Linked DNA regions of Homo sapiens: region 2 is linked to region 1. Evidence: chromatin loops called from intact Hi-C (ENCODE). Cell type or tissue: K562. All regions are shown on one strand.

Region 1 (8,000 bases):
CAGTGAGCTGAGATCGTGCCACTGCGTTCCAGCCTGGGTGACAGAGTGAGACCCTGTCTCATTTTTAAAAAACAGAAAAAAAAATAAAAGCTAAATATTCTCAATTTAGTAAATAAAAAAAACTTTTATTAAAGTATATTGCTATAATTGTTCTATTGTTATTAATCTCTATATTGCCTAATTTATAAATTAAACTTTATCATAGATATGTATGTATGGGAAAAAACATAGTGTATACAAGGTACAGTACTATTTGCCATTTCAGGCATCCACTGGGGGTAATAATGTCAGACAGATGACAAAGTAATGTATAAAGAGCCTTTTAGAATCAATAACTAAAAGACCATTAAAAAAGTGGGCATACATTAAAATGAATATTCTTTTTTTTTTGAGACAGAGTCTCACTCTGTCACCCAGGCTGGAGTGCAGTGGCCGCAATCTCAGCTCACTGCACCCTCCGCCTCCTGGGTTCAAGTGATTCTCCTGCCTCAGCCTCCTGAGTAGCTGGGATTACAGGCACACGCCACCACGCCTGGCTAATTTTTGTATTTTTAGTAGAGACGGGGTTTCACCATGTTGGTCAGGATGGTCTCAAACTCCTGACTTCATGATCTGCTTGCCTTGGCCTCCCAAAGTGCTGGGATTACAGGCATGAGCCACTGCACTTGGCCTAAAATGCATTTTCTAGATGATTGAATAACAATAGTCCTTTGCTATGAGATAATGACTTGGTTTATGGCCTTAATATACTACTTAATTACTTAAGACATTTATTAATAGAATGATAAATGCATAGAGTAACCTGTAAGCATGACATACTTTTGCTTTCAGTAGTTTCATGTAAAGAAAAAAACTTGAACCAACCAAAAAAAGTCCAGGACCAGAAGGATTCACAGCTGAATTCTACCAGGGGTACAAGGAGGAGCTGGTACCATTCCTTCTGAAACTATTCCAATCAATAGAAAATGAGGGAATCCTCTCTAACTCGTTTTATGAGGCCAGAATCATCCTGATACCAAAGCCTGGCAGAGACACAACAAAAAAAGAGAATTTTAGACCAATATCCCTGATGAACACTGATGCAAAAATCCTCAATAAAACACTGGCAAACTGAATCCAGCACCACATCAAAAAGCTTATCCACCATGATCAAGTGGGCTTCATCCCTGGGATGCAAGGATGGTTCAACATACGCAAATCAATAAATGTAATCCAGCATATAAACAGAACCAAAGACAAAAACCACATGATTATCTCAATAGATGCAGAAAAGGCCTTCGACAAAATTCAACAGCCCGTCATGCTAAAAACTCTCAATAAATTAGGTATGGATGGGACGTATCTCAAAATAATAAGAGCTATTTATGACAAACCCACAGCCAATATAATACTGAATGGGCAAAAACTGGAAGCATTCCCTTTGAAAACTGGCACAAGACAGGGATGCCCTCTCTCACCACTCCTATTCAACACAGTGTTGGAAGTTCTGGCCAGGGCAATCAGGCAGGAGAAAGAAATAAAGGGTATTCAATTAGGAAAAGAGGAAGTCAAATTGTCCCTGTTTGCAGATGACATGACTGTATATCTAGAAAACCCCATTGTCTCAGCCCCAAATCTCCTTAAGCTGATAAGCAAATTCAGGAAAGTCTCAGGATACAAAATCAATGTGCAAAGATCACAAGCATTCTTACACACCAATAACAGACAAGCAGAAAGCCAAATCATGAGTGAACTCCCATTCACAATTGCTTCAAAGAGAATAAAATACCTAGGAATCCAACTTACAAGGGATGTGAAGGACCTCTTCAAGGAGAACTACAAACCACTGCTCAATGAAATAAAAGAGGACACAAACAAATGGAAGAACATTCCATGCTCATGGGTAGGAAGAATCAATATCATGAAAATGGCCATACTGCCCAAGGTAATCTATAGATTCGATGCCATCCCCATCAAGCTACCAATGACTTTCTTCACAGAATTGGAAAAAACTACTTTAAAGTTCATATGGAACCAAAAAAGAGCCCGCATTGCCAAATCAATCCTAAGCCAAAAGAACAAAGCTGGAGGCATCACGCTACCTGACTTCAAACTATACTACAAGGCTACAGTAACCAAAACAGCATGGTACTGGTACCAAAACAGAGATACAGACCAATGGAACACAACAGAGCCCTCAGAAATAATACCACACATCCACAACCATCTGGTCTTTGACAAACCTGACAAAAACAAGAAATGGGGAAAGGATTCCGTATTTAACAAATGGTGCTGGGAAAACTGGCTAGCCATATGTAGAAAGCTGAAATTGGATCCTTTCCTTACACCTTATACAAAAATTAATTCAAGATGGATTAAAGACTTACATGTTAGACCTAAAACCATAAAAACCCTAGAAGAAAACCTAGGCAACACCATTCAGGACATAGGCGTGGGCAAGGACTTCATGACTAAAACACCAAAAGCAATGGCAACAAAAGCCAAAATTGACAAATGGGATCTAATTAAACTAAAGAGCTTCTGCACAGCAAAAGAAACTACCATCAGAGTGAACAGGCAACCTATGGAATGGGAGAAAATTTTTGCAATCCACCCATCTGACAAAGGGCTAATATCCAGAATCTACAATGAACTCAAACAAATTCACAAGAAAAAAACAAACAACCCCATCAAAAAGTGGGCAAAGGATATGAACAGACACTTCTCAAAAGAAGACATTTATGCAGCCAACAGACACATGAAAAAATGCTCATCATCACTGGCCATCAGAGAAATGCAAATCAAAACCACAATGAGATACCATCTCACACCAGTTAGAATGGCGATCATTAAAAAGTCAGGAAACAACAGGTGCTGGAGAGGATGTGGAGAAATAGGAATGCTTTTACACTGTTGGTGGGACTGTAAACTAGTTCAGCCATTGTGGAAGACACTGTGGCAATTCCTCAGGGATCTAGAACTAGAGATACCATTTGACCCAGCCATCCCATTACTGGGTATATATCCAAAGGATTATAAATCATGCTGCTATAAAGACACATGCACATGTATGTTTATTGTGGCACTATTCACAATAGCAAAGACTTGGAACCAACACAAATGTCCAACAATGATAGACTGGATTAAGAAAATGTGGCACATATACACCATGGAATACTATGCAGCCATAAAAAATGATGAGTTTATGTCCTTTGTAGGCACATGGATGAAGCTGGAAACCATCATTCTCAGCAAACTATCACAAGGACAAAAAACCAAACACCGCATGTTCTCACTCATAGGTGGGAATTGAACAATGAGAACACTTGGACACAGGAAGGGGAACATCACACACCGGGGCCTGTTGTGGGGTTGGGGGAGGGGAGAGGGATAGCATTAGGAGATATACCTAATGTAAATGATGAGTTCATGGGTGCAGCACACCAACATGGCACATGTATACATATGTAACAAACCTGCACGTTGTGCACATGTACCCTAGAACTTAAAGTGTAATAAAAAAAATATATATATATATATAAAAAGAAAAAAACTTGAAAATAGTAATACCTGAGGACACATGGGAACAACAGACACTGCAGAGGGAGGGTGTGGACCAAGAGCTGTAAAACTACCTACTGGGTACTCTGCTCACTACCTGGGTGACGGGATCATCCATACCCCAAACCTCAGCATCACACAGTATACCCAGCTAACAAGCCTGCCCATGTGTTCCCTGAATCAAAAATAAAAATTGAAATAATTTTTTTAAAAAGAAAAATACAATAGTATTACCCATAGGACAAAATTTGTACTATTAGCAATAATTATTTTGTGTCTCATTTAGAAACAATTTGACTTTTGTTCCAGAGTTTAAATTTTGACAAAAATGGTTTTGAATAGATCTTTATAACCTGATGCCATAAATACAAGGTTCTCTGATACCTTCATTTATTATATCAATATTGGGCCTAAAACAGTATTCTGTAAAGCTTAAGTTGGTATTAACTATGATCATCTTGATGTCTATGATAGATAATAAACAAGGTCATACATACCTTACTAAGCAATTTTGGTTTTTCACCAACATTTTATTCTTTAAAAGATTTACAGTAACACAATTATTTAGCATTTCAAGTTGTGTGCTTTATTTAGCAAGTGAGAAAAAATTGGAATATTGAAGTATTTGCATAAAAAATCAAATGGTAGTGTTTTATAATCTCTATTGTATTTCCTATTAAATTTTTATATGTTACTTTCCCATTGTTCCTGAATTTGTTATCCTGTATATAAACAGAAACATGGATGAGTCAAAAAAAAGTGGACATAGGCTATGAGTAGATTATTCAAAAAGGAACTACAAATGGTCATATAATCAATAAACATATGAAAAAGTGTCAAATATCACTAGTATTCAAAGAAATAATAAACCACAATAAGTTACTAGTTTTCACTAATATGATATTGCTAAATATCATTTTTTAAAACTTGCACACTAAGTTTTATTGTATGCTGCTGCCAATGTATATAAAACAATTACCCTTGTGAAGTAGAAATTCATAAAAATTCAGAGGTAGATGTTAAGGACAGACAAAAGTAGAATTTTGTATATTACAGCACATGTGTTACAGGGATAAGCTTTTGTACAGGCTTCAAATGTATCTCTCTTGAATATTCACTGGATCATAAGAAGTGGTTTGGGAAACCTTTGAAAGATTCATTGTACTACAAAAAGGAACAGACTTTCTGGGGTCTGAAGGGATTTGTACTTGAAGATACTCCAGTCAGCAGAGGGTCATGTTGAGCATTCTGCAGACAGAATTGTTTCAAGTCTGCAGCTGCCTGGGAAACTTTTACGCTGTTGAGCCCGGCCTCCAGCTGGAGCTGTTGAACCACTTTCTTCGTAGCGGCGACGCTGGAGAAGCCAGACATGGTGAACGCGGGGGCCGGGCCGATTCGTGGGTCGGTGGGTCGTGGGCCGTGGGTCGGCGGGGCCGCTAAATATCATTTTTAAGATGCTATTAGAAGGGCTCAGGAATACCAGCATTCCTATACATTGATGATACAAACTTTATAGCAGGCAATGTGTGTATTGGTACCTGACATATAGTATTCCCTCAGTAAATATTTCTTCAATGAATGAATAATTTTGTTGCTGACATTAAAATAAATTTTCAGACATTTTGACAATGTGCCTTGGCACAATGCTCTGAATTCATAAAAACTGCCACTGAATCTTACTATTGTTGGCTCCCAACCTTGTGGAAGTTTATAATGCCCTGCTATTGTTAGCTTGCTTTCATGCCATCTTTCCCCTTTCTTCGAAATGCTGTATGGCATATATATTTTTAATTAAAGTGCCTCATGTATAATTTTGTTTTGAGATATTTTCAAAAAAACTCATGGTGAACCTCAGGATAATTGTAGCCACCTTAGAGGGTTGCAGATTTTGGGCTGGGAAGCAGCCCATCTTGGCAGCCATCTGTGTGATGCTTTTCAATTGTTAGTTCTTCGCTAATTCTGTAATGTATTCTTCTCACAATGTGAACAGATCTTTTCTGTCAATAAGGAAAGCATAATTTTGTTAATGATAGGTAAGCACCTTATTATCTGTATTTGGCAGGCTTAGACATATTGCTGTCTTTTGGAGAAAAACAGCTGTTTCCAGATGTTATTAAAGCAGGCATTACCACTGACAAAGCTTTCTCACAAAGTATCTTACAACAGTTCTGTGTGCTGTCAGAGCTGCTTGTAACAAAAATTCTGTGGGAGTTAGGGCCCTGTACTTTCTAATTGCTAAGTGCTTTGATTACAACCTCCTGCTCAGATATTACAGTGAGTGACATTTCCATCTATACACATGATTCCATCTATACAGATTTTCTTCTCTTATAATCACATGGCTTCAGTGTTATGACACTTCTGATCTTTGTGAATACTTGCCCAGAATTCTGACACTTCCATTAGTAGCACACAGACAGTTTGGACCTGTTGGAAATTGACACAATGTATTTTGCTTATTCTGGAAGCATTAATTTTAATTTCTCTTTTGTGAATTTATGTATGTAAACGTAATCATCTGACTACATGGTTACCTTTTTTTGGCATTTCTCAATTATTTTGGCCCATTTCTCATCCAAAAGAATTATTATTATAGCAACTTCTCAGTACAAAAGATTAATTATTGTAGTAACTTCAGTGCTCTTTTTCCACCAGATCAACAGTTACTTTGTATTTAATAAGCTTTTCAAGGCTTTTGTTGAACTTACTGATTTCGACTTCAGTCTTCTTTTTCATTTATTCTTTCAACACTAGAACCCACCAGGAAAAATTATTTAAAAGCTGGTAATAATTTAGATGACTTGTTTTTCCTTCTGACCTATCTAAAGAAGTCTCTTTTTGACTAAGTACTTAGCTTTCCATTCTGTCCCTATAACCTAGAATTCAACAAAACACTCACGATCCATGCAAACTATGAATTTGCTTTAAACTACACATTTACATACTACATTGTTAAACACAGGCTTTGAGAGAAAAAGCACACTGCAACTAGAGACTTATGATATTATCTTGAGAGCAATTATTAAAGATTTTTAAAAAGTAAACCAGTGATACTTCCATCTCTTGGGTTATTGTATTGCTATTAAGAAGAATGAGGTAGATTTTTATTCAAATGGAAAGATATCAAAAATATACTGTCGAGTAAAATTAGAAAATCACAAAACAATATATAATATGGTATAATTTATGTAGAAATATATATGTATGTGTATGTGTTCTTATGTATAATTCACATTTATGTATATGCATAGAAAAAGGTCTGGATGGATATAAGTCAAATTCTTTTCCTTGTTGCTAACCCTAAGAAAGGGGAAGTAAAATGGGCAGGGAAATGCATATGAAAACAGGTTTTTACTTTTCACTTTTTGTAAAATTTGAATTTTTCACAAGTATATATTACTTTTAAAAAACTAAAAGCCCCTTATGCCATTTGCTGTTATCATCCCCAGGCCTGAACTGTTAAATGAGCAAAAGAAATTCAGTGATAAGATCTCATTGGCCTTAAAAGAAGAAAATAAAAATAAAGTAACAACAATAATAGTTGCCATTTGTCCAACAATTATCTTGAGTTAGATATTTCACAGGAATTATCTAATGCATGCCTTATAATAACCTTGAAAAGTAGGTTCTGTACCCGATTAGGTATGAAAAAACTAAATCTCAGAGAGATTAATTCGTCAGAGGCCACATAGCTGGTCTCTTAGCCTGTTGAGGCTGCTATATCAAGAATACCCCAGATTGAGTGGCTTAAACAACAAACATTTATTTCTCACAGTTTTGGAGACTGAGAAGTCCAAGATTGAGATTAGGGTGCCAATGTGCTCAGTGTGGTGCAGGCCTTCTTCCTGGTTTCCTCACATGGCAAACCCCATTACCTCCTAACCCCAGTTGCCCTCTCAAAGGTCTGACCTCCAAATACTACCACATTGGAGATTAGGGCCTCAACGTATGAATTTTGAGGCAAACAAAGTTCAGTTCATTTGTGTTTTTATACCAAATTCAGCTGGTAAAAGCAGTTGGGCAGGAATTTCAACCTGGATTTATCTGGCTCTTAAACCTGTGTTGTTATTACTGAACAACATAGCCTAATTGGAAGTACATAAATGGAGTTTACGATGGTGTCAGGGACTGTTTTTAGTATTTTTATACTGTTCTTAGTACTTTTTGTATATAATAATTCATTTATTCCTCACAACAATTCTGAGTTAGGTATTATTATCATTATAGTTTTATCATCTTAATTTTTCAAAATGAGGAAACTGAGATACATACACATTACTTGTCAAATGTGTAAGAGGCAGAGCAAGGATTTGAATGAACCCAGGCAGTCTTATCATACATGCCACTGCATCTCTAGGGATCATGTATAAGAAAGTCCTGTATGTGTCTCCCATTTCGCATTCTCCCATCAAGGAGATTAAGGAAAAGATGACGTATACCGGTAGAACACAGACTTAATC
Region 2 (8,000 bases), 180 kb before region 1:
AAGCCCAGTAGAGCCAGGGAACATTGAAGGTACCAGAGAGAAAGGGGAGTGGATGAATTACAAGTTGATGACAACTGCTGAGAATGACAGGGGTTTGGTGGTGGATTGAGAAGGGTAATGACAAGAGAAATAAGTGCTGTGGGAAATGGAAGAAGGAGATAAGCCTAGACTCTCTCAACACTGTCCAATAGAATTCTCTGTGATGATGAATATATCCTATATCTGTTCTATTCCACATGGTAGCCACTAGCTACATTTGGCTTTTGAACAGTTGAAATGTGCCTGGGGGGACTGAAGAGTTGGATTTCTCATTCGATTTTAAGGTTAATTAATTTGAATTGAAATTGATTGGTTGGTTGATTGATTGATTGATTGATTGATGAGATGGAGTCTCATCCTGCCGTCCAGGCTGGAGTGCAATGGCGAGATCTTGGCTCACTGCAACCTCGACCTCCCGGGTTTAAGCGATTCTCCTGCCTTAGCCTCCTGAGTAGCTGGATCTACAGGCACATGCCACCATGCTTGGCTAATTTTTATATTTTTAGTAGAGATGGGGTTTCACCATGTTGGCCAGGCTGGTCTCAAACTCCTGACCTCAAATGATCCACCCACTTCAGCCTCCCAAAGTGCTGGGATTACAGGTGAGAGCAACTTTGCCTGACCTGAATTGAAATTTAAATGGCCATATGTGGTTAGTGGCTATTGGACAACATAGCTCTAGAAGGTTGGTGACTGGCACTGTGGGGCCCTCCTGAAAGAAGAATCCGTGGATTTTTCTGGCACTGGTTTGTACGGTTACCCCATTTGGGGTTCAGCAGCCTAAGTGGAGGTGCAGGACATCTGGCTGGAGGGATCCGTCCAATGTTGAGGCTTTGTAAGTAGGGTCAGTATTGTTGAAAATCTAGAAAGTGAGGGATGTTTGAGGGGTTCTGGAGAGTTTTGGTAATCCTGCAACGCACTGTATTGCTTTCAGGTTTCTGACCAAGGACAGGTCACCCAAGGAGCAATAGCAGAATGGGAGACAGAGCAGCACTTTATTATTAGCTGAGCAGGCATCCAGTATCTTTAGTGCTGGGCGAGAGCTTGCAGCTTTGTTCTCAACATCTAGGTGAGCTTCCCACTCTGTACCTAGAGAATATAATGTGGCTAGATGTGTAGCACAGGCCCCCCCATACTTTCCACCCTATCAAAGGCATTGAGAAGCTAGAGAGGAAAGTGAAGAGGCCTGGCTATGCAGAGAGACAGGTTCTGCTGAGATGTGCACGACGAAATACACATGCTGCCCATTACAAAGCTAGACTACCTGGTTTCAAATACTGGTTCTCCTCCTTACTAGCTGTGTGACTTTGGCCAAGTTCCCTTACCTTCTCCAAGCTTCAGTTTTCTCATCTGTAAAATAAAAATAATAACAGTACTTCCTCATGTGGTTGTAATTAGCATTAAATGACTTAATGTATTAATATATAAAGTGCTTATAACAGTCCCTGTCATGTAATGGTGGTATATAAGTTGTTTGCTATTATTAGTATGGTTTCAGCTTGCCAATATACTGTGGCCCTGCCTACTAATCTAATAAAATGTGGTTTGAGCAGTTTTTTAGGTTCTCACCTTTAGTAAGCCACCCTTTGGGGATGATCTAGTGAGGGGATAGATAGAAGTGTGGGGAGAGGGGGATGAAGAGTTCTGCTTCCCACCAGGGAGTTGAGAGTGCTGGTGTCAGAGTTCGAGGCCATGGGGTCCAAGCTGGTGTGGAAGAAAGGCTAGAAGAGAGCTGGGGAACAAGGAGGAATTCTATGGAGGGAGGTAAGGAGCATCAAGGGATCACAGGTCACGAGGAGGTCTAGGGGCATGCGCATAGTAGGAATAAGGATATGAAAGCTGAACTGTCGGGAGGTTGTGGTCAGATGATCCCAGCAGAGGCGGGGCAGTTCAAAGTGATGACAGAAGGCAGGTTGTGGTTAGTGCGGTGGAGTAGACCTGTAGAGTTGAGGAGGTTCAGGAGGCCACGAGGTTAGGGTATTGGAAGAGGTGCCTGCATGGATGTTAAAATCACCCAGAATGCCATCAGGAAAAGGTATAAAAGAAGGTGGTAAGCTAAGTGACACTGATCTGAGGTGAATTCAATGACCTGGAGGCCAACAACAGGTGACAGTGACAAAGAGGAGGAACTGAATCTTGAAAGAGAACGAGGGAAGAGTAAACGTCTAGAAGCAATAATGGAGGGCTAGAGGAATCTTCAACTTCCCTTCCCCCACAAAAAATTGCTGCAGGAATAGAAGGATTAAAAAAGAACAGCCTTCTCAGAGCTGTTAGTGGAAGAAATCACACCCTCAGTGGACAGCCAGGGTTCCTTAGGGTGAGGAGGTGAAAGGGACATTCTGGGGAAAGGTGGCAGGTATAGACAGATTGGTTGATCATAAACACCCCAGGCCAGTGGTGGTGGTGGGCTTCCAGAGGTTCTAGTGGGATGGGTTGGGAGGAAGTCAGCCACAAGGTGGTTGGAGGAAAGTGCCCACACAGCTTTAGGCCCACAGCTTGGTCCTGCCTACAGCTGGTGACACAACTCAGGAGTTCCCCTCTCTTCATCCTTGTGATGTGTTTCGATTGGTTGGTTGTGTTTGTTTTCATTTCGGCAGCAGTTCTTAACCTGGGGTTCACAAATAGGATCTTAAGGGGTTCATTCACTTGAATGGGGGGAAGTCACATCTTTATTTTCACTGACCTCTAGCAGAAATGTAGCACATGAACGCAGACAACAAGCACCAGTGGTATTAGCCCTACCTGTGTCTTTGTTGTCAGTAGCAATCACAGATGGCTTCCTATCACATTTCAGTAGTAGCGGCCATCTCAGGATAGTGTTTATGCTCATCTGCTTTGAAAGTGATGGTAGTTATTAGGCCTGCTGCTAGATCTTGTGATTAAATGTATTTATAAAGAAACATAATTAGTATATTACAAAATTTTAAAAATATTTTGGTAACTGTGTTTTAATATAATTGAATTCCTTTGGCTTTTATTTTATGCATTTCAAACACTGTTCTGAGAAGGAGTCCTTTGGTCTCCCCAGGCTGCTGGGGTGCAGGGGGTGGGGTGGAGGGCCTGCTTCAAGTCTGCTGGGAAATCCCTTTCTATTTCACTAGAGGGAGCTCTTGTTTCAGAATTGCTGAGCAGTGACCCTCAGGCTTGACACCCAGTAATAAGGTTGTTTTTTTGTTTTGTTTTGTTTTTTTGTTTTGAGACAGAGTCTTGCTCCGTCACCCAGGCTGGAATGTAGTGGTGTGATCTTGGCTCACTGCAACCTCCACCTCCTGGGTTCAAGGGATTCTCATGCCTCAGCCTCCTGAATAGCTAGGATTACAGGCATGCGTCACCATGCCCAGCTAATTGTTGTAATTTTAGGAGAGGTGGGGTTTCACTGTGTTGCCAAGGCTGGCCTTGAATCCCGAAGTGCTGGGATTACAGGCGTGAGCCACCGTGCCTGCCTGAGAAGGCTGTTTTGAAATACAGGCAATTCAGATGTTTTTGGAGGACATTTCAAGAAACTGGGGTTAAGAACCTCAGTGTTGTTTGTTCTAGGCAGGCCACCTCTCTCTTGAGTGGGCTTTCAGCTCATCTTCTGGAGGATGAGGATTGGACCTCCTGTGCTAGTTACTTTCTGGGACCAGTTAAAGCGGAAGTACTTTGGCCAATGGCAGCTCAAAAACTGGCCCCAAGGTCATGCTGACATCAGTATCCAGGCTGAGTTTCCTGTTTCTCCTCCATACCATTGAGCCCATTGCCCCTCCCATCTAGCTAGTGTTAGGATGTTAGAGAAGTTCCCCTCTTCCATGAGGCTTCCCTGCTCCACTATACTGGTCAGGTAAGGGCAGGTGAAAGTATAGGAACTCTGGTAAATCCTGAGGCTCCTAAAGGGTTAGTGGATGAGGGGGGACCTGAGGGATTTGACTGATTGGCGAAGGGCTGAGCCTTGTGCAACAGGTGGGTAGGTGAGTTTCTGAAGACCACTGGATTGTCCCTGCTGAGGAAGAAGTGATTGGTGCTCAGGAGTCCTTTGTGGGAGCAAATGGTTAAGTCAAGTGTTTTCTGCCTTAATTTTCTCACCTTCCAGGAGACACTGCTCCTCACACCTGGCCAGACTCTGTCCCCTTCACTGGCAGCTTTTCCCAGGTCTCTTGGTTCATCTTCCAGCTCCAGGATTCCCTCTAAGTCAGTGTTTCTCCTATATGGTTGGAGGACCCAAGCATCAGGATCATCCTGAAGCGCTTGTTACTACAGTGGAGATTCCAGGGCCCACTCAGACTTCCTGGATTCAACTCTATGGGGCAGGGCCCAGGAAGCTGCATTTTCCACAACTTCCCTAGGACAGTTGTTTTCAAAGTGTGGTCCCTGGAATAGTAGTATCTGCCTAACCAGGGAACCTGTTATTAATAAAAATTCTCAGATTCCAGATTCCAGGCCTCACCCTAGATCTACTAGAAACTCTAATCAGAAACTCTGAAGTAGGGCCCAGCAAGCTGGATTTTAAGAAGCCCTCCTAGAGATTCTGATTTTGACCCACACTCAAGTTTGAAAGCCACTGCTGTAGCGGATTCTGATACAGAACGAGTTGAAACCTTGTTGCCTCAGATGATCCAAGAGTTGGCTCCCCCTTGCGTAAAGCTCAGCAGAGACACAGCTAAGGTCACACAGCAGCTTGGTAAGAGTAGGTAAGAGTAGAAGCTGGGACCTGGGTCCTTGGACTTCAGTGCATATTCTGCTAGGTCAGGTCCACCTGTTGGATTCTTTGCCAATTCAGGGCCCTCATCCTGTGTACTACTGTCAGGGGGCTGCCTCTCTGATCCTCATGGATGAAGGTGGGTCTTTAAATTGCCTTAGCCACAGGCTGGGTGGCCAGTCAGCCCCAACTAGGCTCTTCCAGGGTGAAGCATGGCCTGGGTAGACTCTCCAGCCTCTTAGGATGGGAGGTTGACAAGATGGACCTTCCCTGTGAACACTTAACCCAGGACATCCTCCACTTCCAAGTACAGTAAACAGAATAGAGGATAGGTTTTTTTGGTCAAATGCCTGGATGAGGGGAAACCTGACTTGAGCCTACACTCAGTGGCTAAGAATGGGGAATCAAATATTCACGATCATCTTGGGGTTGTGCCATGCTGAGATATCTTTTAGGCAGCCACAGCTTACAAAGGCTAAAAATGGAGGTATCTCATTTAAAGAGTACCAAAGATGGGAATACATTGTTGTCAGGAACCAAACTTGTCATTCTCTTCCCTATCCCCAAACCTGTACCTTCTCTGATGTTCCCCATCCTTTTCAGTGATACCATCACCTATTTGTTATCCAGGCCAAAAATCTAAAGCCAATCATTGGTCTATATTCCTATCCCTGCCCCCATCCAATCAGTGACCACATCCTATTAATTTGACCTTCTGATCATTTCTCAAATTTATTTCCACTACTCCAACTTTAGTTCAGGTCAGATCATCCCTGACTTCGTTTATTGCAACAGCCACCTAACTGGTTTCCCAGCCTCTAGCCTCACCCTGTTTTGTCCTCAGGGCACATAGGATGAGGCCTGAGAATTGGCCATTGGATTTAGCAATGAAAAAGTCATTTGTGACCTTAATGGGAGCTGTTTTGATGGAGGGAGGGAAGCCTGATAAGAGTGAGTTTAAGAGAGAACAGTAAGAGAGAGGAATTCTAGGTAGGGAGTATACCAGTGCTGTCCAATAAAAACATGTGAGGCACATATGTAATTTCAAATGTTCCAGTAGTCGCATTAAAAGCAGGTAAGAGAAACAGGTGACATTAATTTTAATAATAGATCTTACTTAACCCAGTATATCCAGTATTTTATCATTCCAATATAATCAATATAAAAATTATTACCAGGATATTTTCCTGGATTTCCTTTGAAATCCAGTGCACATTTTATAATAACAGCACATCTCAAGTTCAAACTAACCACATTTCAAGTGCCCACCAGCTGCATGTGACTAGTAACTACCACATTGGACAGCACTGGCATAGACAATTATTTCAAGGAATTTAGCTATAAAGGGGAGCAGAGGAGTGAGGTAGTGGCCAGATGGGGAAGTGAGGTCAAGTGTTGACTTGTTGGTTTTAGAACGGGAGCTATTAAAGTACTTTCCGTTTATACACTAATGGACTTAATCCAGTAGAGAGGAAGAAATTGTTGACATAAGATGACGAAACAGTGACTGGAGTGATGCTGTTGAGTAGGGGAGAGGGGATGGAATCTGGATGCAAGTGGAAATGCTGGCCTTGGCTAGGACACAGGGCAGTTCATCTGTGGTGACAGGGAGCAGGGGAGTGAAGGAAGACCATACTGGGCACTGATGCAGATAGATGGGTAAATGTGATTGTGGAAGCTTATGGAAGTTTTTGTCTGATTCTTTTTTTCCTCTGTGAAGTGGGAAGCAAGGTTAATATCTGAGAGTGAAAATGGGATAGAAGTATTAAAGATTCGAGAAGAGAGAAAATATTAATTTGTGGCCTAGGAGCGTGACAGAGTGAATGGACTGGGGAAATACAGTATGATTGCCTGGCAACATGAAAGATGCACTTGAGGTTTGTGATCACGAATTTGAAGTGAGAACAGTCAGCGCTGTTGTTTTTCTCTAGTACATTCAGCTGTGAGGGACAAGCAAGGCAGAGGAGGAGCTTTGGATTCAACCAGGGCTGGGTTTTTTTTCCAGCTGAGTATCATTCCATAATGAGAAGAACAATGGAGTCAAAGGCGTATGCAAGGGATAATTAGAATCATGGGCCATGGAATTTAAGGACAGAAAAGGGAGCCATGAGGGACAGTAAAAAGATGGTAGGACCAATGGATCACAGATTCCAGTGGGGTCAAAGAAGTATTGGGGTCATGGTTATCGGGAGTGAGCTGGAAAGGTAGAAGTGGTGGTTGAAGTGGGAATGCTTGACTTGGAGATTAGGGAGGGGCTACAGATATACATAATTATAAGGTCTCAGGCACGACCATGATAATGAGTGGCTGAGATGTGGTAGAGAGCAGGGTCATTGAGAACAAGAGGCCGAGGAACTGACAGACCAGGATGCTGGAAGGTTCATCTAGATGCATGTTGAAATTAACAAGAAATCTGATGAGTGGTAGTGAGCCAGGTACTAAAGGAATGAGGGCCATGACCCATATGTCTGTAGATGACTGTGAAAGGGAAGGATAGCGGGTGGTACAGTATGGTAGTGGTAGGATTTTAGTGAGAAGGGAGGGCCACTCGTCTAGGACTACAATGAAAAGAAAGAAGTTATTCACTCTACCTACATGGGCCAAAGGAGAAAAATCAGTCACTACTTTAGAGGGCCACAGATGAAGCAGGCAAGGAGAGGTAGGTTGGGTAACAACAAAAGGGTGAAGGGAACATTCAGAGAAGAGATTGAGAACATAGGAATTGAGCTAATGATTTATCTGTGATTGTTGCCTATCCTGTTCCCTTTTCCTGGAATTTCCTTCCTTACCTTGTACACATAGAGAACTCTTCATCTTTCCTCATCCAGCTCTTGCATTGCTACTTTCCTGAAACGGCTATTGCAAAGATTACTAACTAGTGATCGGCATGTTGCCAAACCCAGTGGAAGTGCTTGCCTTTACTGTACCCCTATAGAGAAGTGTGTTCCCAGTGGAATTTTCTGTGGTGATGGGAATACTCTATCTCTGCACTGTCCAATATGGTGGCCACCAGGCACATGTGACTGCTGAGTATATGAAATGTGGCTGATGTGACTGAGGAACCAAAGTTTTAATTCTGCTTAATTTTAATTCATTTAAATGTAATTAGCCACATGTGGCAAGTGGCTACCTTATTTATTGGTTGGTGCAAGTAATAGAGCACTTAACATTATTGATCCTTTCCTTCTTGAAACTTGATGTTCTTTTGACTTCCAGCACACCTCTCTCCTAGCTTTACGATTGCCTCTTTAATTTTGTCTTCATTCTTGACTTCTCATGGATCTTT

Evidence for each region. Hi-C counts contacts between places; a loop is a spot of excess contacts. Peaks named below come from ENCODE experiments on the same cell type or tissue, not always from the same donor. Only the 100,000 strongest peaks of a DNase experiment are listed, where the experiment ranks them.
Region 2: a loop joins it to region 1, with 7 times the contacts of the local background. A loop is called at or near these places in 3 of 110 quality-filtered maps.

Annotation. Positions count from the first base shown.
Region 1 is chrX:110,341,999-110,349,998 of GRCh38, forward strand. It overlaps GNG5B (G protein subunit gamma 5B), which reads right to left and starts at 4,975. Exons shown (of 1, transcript NM_001396022.1): 1 at 4,456-4,975. The coding sequence starts at 4,911. The coding sequence ends at 4,705. It also overlaps a transcript of AMMECR1 not described here. In K562, a CTCF peak has its summit at 4,859; no DNase peak of the experiment used is centred here.
Region 2 is chrX:110,157,524-110,165,523 of GRCh38, forward strand. All of the region lies in intron 5 of TMEM164 (transmembrane protein 164), which reads left to right. Among named protein-coding and RNA genes, the nearest start is that of SNORD96B, 64 kb to the right of the region's middle. RefSeq lists an enhancer at 3,072-3,605. In K562, a CTCF peak has its summit at 3,147 (motif pointing right); DNase peaks (open chromatin) are centred at 128, 1,928 and 3,108.